Linked DNA regions of Homo sapiens: region 2 is linked to region 1. Evidence: chromatin contacts called from ENCODE Hi-C or POLR2A ChIA-PET data. All regions are on one chromosome and are shown on one strand. Each heading gives the region's core, a stretch centred on a gene start or an enhancer-like site at or near the end of the contact. The rest is flanking DNA. Distances are from core to core; before and after follow the strand shown.

The links. Hi-C counts contacts between places; a loop is a spot of excess contacts on that map. ChIA-PET counts read pairs that join two places held with the same protein, here RNA polymerase II (POLR2A). Pooled maps may share reads with other maps.
Region 2: a map of PC-9 shows a loop between it and region 1 (10-fold over the local background). The contact joins two enhancer-like sites. A Hi-C loop is called at or near these places in 2 of 168 maps with a recorded cell type or tissue (PC-9 and prostate gland) and 3 of 50 pooled maps. POLR2A ChIA-PET finds 5 or more read pairs at or near these places in 2 of 52 experiments (MCF 10A and naive thymus-derived CD4-positive, alpha-beta T cell).

The regions. Positions count from the first base shown.
Region 1 is chr15:70,193,711-70,197,310 of GRCh38, reverse strand. No RefSeq gene overlaps it. Among named protein-coding and RNA genes, the nearest start is that of TLE3, 98 kb to the right of the region's middle. RefSeq lists enhancers at 178-237, 308-587, 384-1,167. Within about 2 kb of position 1,415, at least 21 of the 41 ENCODE cell types and tissues checked have a DNase peak (open chromatin) inside an H3K27ac peak, as active enhancers do; they include PC-9, where a contact is called at or near this core.
Region 2 is chr15:70,287,166-70,291,082 of GRCh38, reverse strand. No RefSeq gene overlaps it. Among named protein-coding and RNA genes, the nearest start is that of TLE3, 190 kb to the right of the region's middle. Within about 2 kb of position 1,407, at least 5 of the 41 ENCODE cell types and tissues checked have a DNase peak (open chromatin) inside an H3K27ac peak, as active enhancers do; they include PC-9, where a contact is called at or near this core.

The DNA.
Region 1 (3,600 bases), core at 166-2,665:
GTGACTTTGAGTGAGTCCTTTTCCCATCCTGGGCCTGAGAGATAAAAGGCTTGAATTCCGTATTGCCACAGCATCATGCTCCAATCATGAGAAATAACTCAGTGATGCGTGTGTGGAGGGGGAGGGCCCGTGCATATGTGATAGAGAGAGAGAGGTGGGGGGGATTCCTCCAAGCACACATGGGCCCATTTAACCAGATTCTGCTTCACCTTCTTTTCTTTAATCCCCAGAGATGTGGCTTGCTCAGTGAACTGCCACTAAGTGCTCCCTAGGCACCCACTGGTGTCAGGTCCTCTGCTGGGGCCTACAGACGGGTCCCTTCCTTGAAGGGCTCATGCCTGACGATCATTAGCAAAGCCTTCCTGTGTCTAAAGGATCGCTTACTCCCTGTTTGCTCAGAGCTCAGGAGGCACAGCCTCACTAGAAGGTTTGGAAAGCACCCTGCGGTGGAAGGTACGTCACTGGCATGCAAATTGGGAGGCTTAGATGGCAGATAAAAGATTGGTTTGTGTCACAGGCAACGCCAGCCAGAGTGGTGTCTTGTTACGGTGTCTCTGGGCTGGACTCGGTGCCCCTGGAATGTGAACGAGATGCGCGGGGAGGTTTCCTGTTGATTCTTGTCCTGGCAGAGTGGTCCACTGGCTTAGCTGCTTCTCAAGTTGCACAACACCTGGGCCTCCCAGCGGGTGCTGCTGGTGCTGGAGGGGAGAGAAGCCTCCGCCTGCAGGGCCAGTGCCCTCCTCTGCCCACTGCCCGAGGTGAAAGGTGGATTCCAGGCCAGGCCCGGGTCGGGAGGTGACCCCAGCTCCTCCCCAGGAACTCTCCCTGGGAGGGGCCTGGTTGCTCTGAAGGGCACACGGCAGGGATGACACTGGCTAAGGGGGGAACAGTGGCAGGCCAGGGGAGGAGGGGGCCGGGCTGCTGTCCCTTCCTCAGGGGAAGGCTTGGAGCAGAGCCATTAGCCTGCCTGAATCCTATTATATGCAGGGCAACCTGTGAAGACCTTTCCCGTATTCCCTGTTGGCCTCACCATGTAACTGAGAGGAAAGGTGAGGACATGGGAGATGAAGTGACTTGCCCTGGGATTGTTTTTTTCCAAAGTTCAGGGATCTGACCTCTAATCCAATGTCCTGTCTGAAGGGCTGTTTGCCTGGTTGGAGCTCCCCAGAAGCCGGCAAGAGGCAAATATGCATCAGTTCAGCAGGGCGAGGGGCAGCCCGGGCTACCATGGCCCATTTAGAGGGCTCAGCTAACTTCAGGGTGTCCTGAGGCCACCAGCCTGGCTGGGAATACTCTCCTGCCTTCCTTCCAGCCTTCAGTGGGAGCTGCGTCCAGCTGGGCAGTGACTCAGCAGCCCTCATTCCCACGTGTGTGGGAGAGCAGGCCTCTCTCCCGGCTGTCGGCTTGGCTCCGTTGGCCTGTCTGGGGGTGCCCCAGCAGTCAGCCTGCCATCAGCAAGGCCCTGGGGCTCAGGCCAGGCTTCCCACAGCTCAATCACAGAGTTTGCTTTCTTTCCAGCCCTCCAGCCTTTCCCCCTGAGACTGGAGGGCCACTTCTAAGTTCCTCTGGCCACCTCAACCGTCCACTCAGCCAGGGAGCCAGGCTGTGGGTGACTTCCTCAGCACTGTCCCAGAAACCCTGTGCTGTCCTCAGAAGCAGCCCACCTCCCAGAGCAAATAGCTTGTTTGCCAGGCTCACGGGCCTCCCCGCCTGCTCAGAGTGCGTCCTGTGGTGCATGAAGAGAAGGAACTAGGCAAAACCCAGGCAAGAAAACGAGGGAGGGAAGTGGATCTTGGCTGGACCTTTAACAGGATGTATGGGAGGGTGAGCTACGGTGAGACTGTGCAGGTAGGGCACTAGCCCATCTGCTCACGACCAAGAAAAACATCACCCCACATGCCCTGGCTCCAACCCCAGGGATGGCGGGCTGGCGGCATTGGCATAGCTGTGGAAGCTTGAGCAAGGCTCGTAAATTCTCAGATCCCGTTTCACCATCTGTAAAATGGGCATGCTAATGCCTGTCAGCCAGGTTTGCTCTACACAACACATACAACCCTTTTTCTAAAGGGCTTGGTGGAAGGCCTGCTCCAACATGTTTCAGACATGGATATTGCTTTCCATCCTATGTGTGAGTCCAACAAGATTTGTGCAATCTTTTATTGGTCTCATTTCACGCTCATCATCCTGGGACCCTGTGGGAAAGGACCCATGAGGGACCTTGCAAATGCTGCCAGGCACTGCAAGTGCTGGCCACTGCTGCTGGTCCTCCCAGCAGCTCTCAGGGAAGCAGGGCAAGTGAGGAGCCTGGGTTGGAAACAAGAAATACTTTGCTGGCAGTCATTCCATAAGTTAAGACAACTACAGAAACTTTTATGGAGTACCAAGTATGTGTCAGTCACTGAGAGAGACACTTAGGGACACTGAGGTGCCTAAGACATGGTCCCTGCCAAAAACAGGCCTATGTGGCAGAGGAAGGAAGGAAAGAGGAGGGAACATGCAAACAACCTCCATCCCAGATAGGCGAAAAGTAGGCTGCGCATGAGGTATAGACACCTCGCCTGGGAAATCCCAATGCAGCGAGAAATCAGGGCTGCTCCAGGGGAACAGAAAAGGCTGCACGGAGAAGGAGCAGGAGTTTGCAGGGTGGAGAAGGGAGAGACAGGCCCCAGGGGCTCCAGTAGGGAGCACGTGCCTGGACTGACCAGGGGACGGGGTCTCTCCTAGAAGACCCAGATGTGCTGAGGCTCCTCCATGCCAGCACATTTGGCTCCACAGGTATTGCAAGACCCCCATGGGGTGTCGAGACACATCCTATGACCTAGATCTCTGCCTTCCAGGAACTGGTTGGGTGAGATGAGACTCATCCTGGGCATACGTAGAGAGCAATTTTTACCAGCATGTCTCCAACTGCAGGTGTGGCCTATGACATCTGATGTCACTTCCCTCCTCAGGTGGCCCTGCCAGCCCCTCTGCAAAAGGGGGCATAGGCACACAATTTTGCACATCGTTTCCAGGGGCTCAAGGATGTCCCTCACCAGCCCATCTCCTTTGAGGAACCCTCAATGTGATTCAACTCCGGGGTTTTGCAGATGAGGAAACTGAGGCAGAGAAAGAATGTGCCTTGCCGAAGGTGTGTGGTGAGTCAGGACGGAATAGGCCTAGACTTTTGGCTTCTGACCCAGAGTTCTCCCATTGGTGCCTGCTGCGGCCACCTCCTCAATCTGTGCCTCTGCCCAGCTGCAGTTTTCGGCATCCTGCCTCATGACAGAGGGGACAGCATGCACTTTCTATCCATCTCAGCCATAGCCTCTTCCCAACCTGTAGCTCCCCTCTTGGTGAAACTGCCTTTGCGCTTTCTTCCCACGTGCACGGTCCGGCTGGTTCTCTGCATCCTGGTGTCCCATCTCTGGGAAAGACTCCACCGTGCCCACACTCACTCAAGTTGCACAGGGACGTCTTTCTCCCCTTCTCCCCCTGCTCCCCCTCTATAGCCAACTCCTAGCTGGACTGGCCTCTCGCTCAAACCCAGTCCTTACTGTTTATCAACAGGAATCCAGGCCCTCTTCACCTCTTGCTGTGGCCATTATCACAGCCAGAAAA
Region 2 (3,917 bases), core at 158-2,657, 94 kb before region 1:
GCAACCAAGCGTCCCCTGGGGCCTGGAACAAATCACGCCCTCGGGCGTTGGTAGCCTCTATTAGATGCAAGGATCCCTCAACAGCATTCCGCTGCTTATGGGATCAAGTCCAGGGTCCTTAGCTGGGCAGTGAAGATACTCGGTAATAAAGCCATAGCCTGCCTTTCCAGAATTCTCTTCTCTGACCACAGGCTATGCCCCAGACATGCCTTGTATTCCTCAGCCCCTGCCCTCAGCCTTGGCTCCCTGCCTGAAACACCCATCAAAATCTGGTCCATCCTATCAGGTTCAACTCAAATCCCTACCCTAGAGCCCCTTCCTTGAATCCTCAGCAGCCCTATGAAGCAAATACTATAGCTGTGCACATTTTGCAGATGAGGGAACTGAGGATGGATGTTGTGTCTTGCCTGGATCCACACAGCGAAGTCAAGGAATCTGGAGGCAGCTGAATTTCTCCACCTCACTCCCCTTCTACTCCCAAAGACTCTTTCTCCCTGAGGACAAAAGGGCATGTGTCAGGGTCTGCTGTCAGAACAGACCCTAAGAAAGGTGGCTCCTCCTGGGCTGGAGGTTGCCGATGAGACCTACAGGTCCTCAGACCTGGGGTGATCTCCTGGGGCCTATAAGCCTATCCCTGCCTTCGATGAGAGAGCAGATGATATGCTCTGATCCGGGGGTCCGACATATCCTTTTTCTATCCCAGTGGGAGTAGAATCCTCCTAGCAAGGGGACATTTGATATTCCTTTGTTTGTATGGGGGTTGGATGGAAGAGAGCAGGAGAAGGGGTTGGGGAGAGCAATTTGGGGTGGTTTCAGCCACGTCTGTTCCTGCAGGAGGTCATTTGCTCACTTAGCAAACAACACAGTGGACTCTGCCGGCTCCCAACATGGGACTGGTTGTCCATACTGGCCTGGGTGCCCACCCTGCTTCTTGGCTCTTCTCCTCCTCTACTTCCCTTCCTGTCTCACCCTTGCCCTTGAAAAGGTTGGGAACTTCCTCTTCAAACACCTCACCGTCTCTCTCTCCCTCTCCCCTTCCTCCACCAGTTCTGTCTTCAGCTTACAGAATCTGCCTCCCCCCATTCCGAAGCTTATCCTTAAAGATCTGCTCCAGCCTAGTTTGGACTCACTCTCCTGCCCCTCCCACTAGATCGTTGAACTTTACAGCGCAATGCTTAACATGGAGGAATGTGTTGATAATGGTGGAATTTGGGGCATCTGGGAGCCAGACTAGTAAGCACCATTTAGCCTCCCAGACTCCAGCAGACCAGGAATTTGGCAGTTTAGGAGACTGCAGATTTATTCTCCGTACCTAGAGGCTAAAGGAAGGCATGTCTTCTTGGCAGCATGCAGGTTTGGCGACTTCTCAGCTCATGGAAAACTACTGGGGCTGAGACTGATGGGGCTTTGGCCTGGACCTCAGTGGAGTGCCAAGACAGGTGGAGCAGAGTGGCCCCAGGCATTCAAAGAGTCACACCTCCTCTCTCCCCTGCTGGCTGCCTCTTCAAGGCAGGCAGTTGACAGAAGAGCAGGCACCTTGGTAACTAATATTGTGTAGCAAGGGTGGCAAACTCACATGCCTTCAGGAGTGAAAGTGTGGAGCAGGCTGGAGTAAGTAACAGGGAGTGGTGGGGACTGGGGCAACTGGAGAGTCCTGATGTGTCCGATGTAATTCAAATGCAAATCAATGTTCTGGCCCTCAGGCTGACCGTTTGCTAACCTCTGCCAATGCATTACCGGTTCCAAAGCTCTTTTCCTCATGGTTTCATTGAATTGTCATTTCCTTTCCTGCTTACAGTCACTATCCTCACTTGGCAGATGAGGACACTGGACCTTAGCAAGGCGAAGACATTCCCCTGACTCATTCCAGGCAGGGATCTATGGGGGGGGGGGGGTGGCTTGAAGACACTCAAAGAAAGGTCTGTGCCCCCAATTCTCTCTCCATGGTCAGATTTGGAGGTTGACGTATAACTGTCCAACTCACCCATTGAGACTGTGCTGTGTTCTGACTTGGGCTTCTCATTTAAATGATCCTCCCCGCTCCTCCACCCTACCCAGTGTAGTCACTGACGGGAGAGAGAGGCCTGAAAAGGGGTTCTGAAGTCTGGAGGATCAGGGGCCTTTGACAACCTTGCCAGCCCTCAACTACAATGCCTGCCCTAGTCTGTTGAAAAGTCACAGGAAAGAAAAGTTAGTCATGGAGACACTGCCTGGGGGTCTGGATTCAGACTCACTGGAATATATTTTCTTCCTTTATCACAATATCGTGATTTGGAAATAATAATAACTGCTACATGCTTTACCTGTAGTAACTCATTTAATCCTCACTACATAATTCTGTGAGGTAGGAGCTGTTATTATTCCCATTTTACAGATGAGAAAACTGAGGCACAGCTCATGCTTATACAGAATTTGGAAACTCAACAGGATGTGTAAAAGACAAAAGCTGTTCCTCAGCTCCCATCCTGGTAAAAACCACCCATTCATTCATTCATTCATTCCATAATCCCTACTTTCAGGCACTATGCTGGGTGCTGACATTACAGTAAGGCACATAGGCCTGGAAACCAATTATTGTGAACTGTATGACAAATGACACATGAGAAATGATATATGAAAAATACGGGCTCCAGGAGCCCGGAGGTGTCTGGGGAAGTCTGGGAAGACTTTCTGGAGGAGGTGACACCTGGCAGAAATGGGGCATATCCCAAGGTGAGAACGGCAGATATAAAGGCCTAGGGAAGGTATGAGAGTCATGTCACATGTTCAAGGCATCAGGAAGTAGAGTATTGAAGGGATGGCAGGGCGGGGGCAATGGGGCTAGGTTTGGGATTGTATTAGCCAAGGTGAACGTTGGAATTGTATCACAGCAATAGGCCTTGAAGAAGGTGAATGTGGGGCTGGCTGTTTTAGATTTTTTTTAAAAGAAATTTTAATAGGTTCAAGATTCAAAATGCATAAAAAATATACAGTGAAAAGTTTCCTTCAACCCTATCCTGCCACCCAGGTCCCCTCTTCATGGTCAACTAATCTCTAGTTTCTTATAAGTCCTTCCAGAGCTTTTTCATTTTACTCTTACATATACTAAGCTCTTTCTCTCTCTCTCTCTTTATATTTTTTAACCCCAAGGATAGCCCATTCTTTATGCATCTCTGCACATTGCTTTTTATTTCACTTTAAGAACATATGCTGGTGATTGTTTCTATTTTTGCATGGCGGTGTCATGCTGCATGGTAAAGAGCCGTACTTTATCTAACCTGCCCCTATTGATGGACATTTTTGTTTCTTGCTAATTTTTTGCTCTTACAATAAGTGTTACAATAAATAATCTTGTACCTATGTAGTATCCTCATTGTGCAAATACACCCACAGAAAAAGAAATTCTAGACATGGAGCCATGAGGGTCAAGGATATATGCAATTTTATTTGCATTTTAAAAAATTTGATTTGAAATTTAACTTGCAAAAAGAAGAGTGTACAGCCAAATAAATTTGATACATGTGATACACAGGCTGTGTATATACCTGTGCAATCACCACCCACATGAAGGTGTAGGTTACCATAGAATGTTTCCAGCCCCATCTCATGGCTTGTCTTGGTGGATATCCAGGACAATTTATTTGTACCAAGGCAATTTATTAGTCTGACCTCTACCACCAGGATTGGTTTTGCCTGTTTCTGAATTTTGTATAAATGGAATCATAAAGAATTGATGTACTCTTTGTATCTGGTTTCTCTTGTTCAAGATGACATCTGTGGGCTGGGCACGGTGGCTCATGTCTGTAATCTCAGCACTTTGGGAGGCCGAGGCAGGCAGATCACTTGAGGTCAGGAGTTCGAGCCCAGCCTGGGCAACATGGTGAAACCCCATCTGTACCAAAAAATACAAAAATTAGTGGGGTATAGTGGTGGACAGC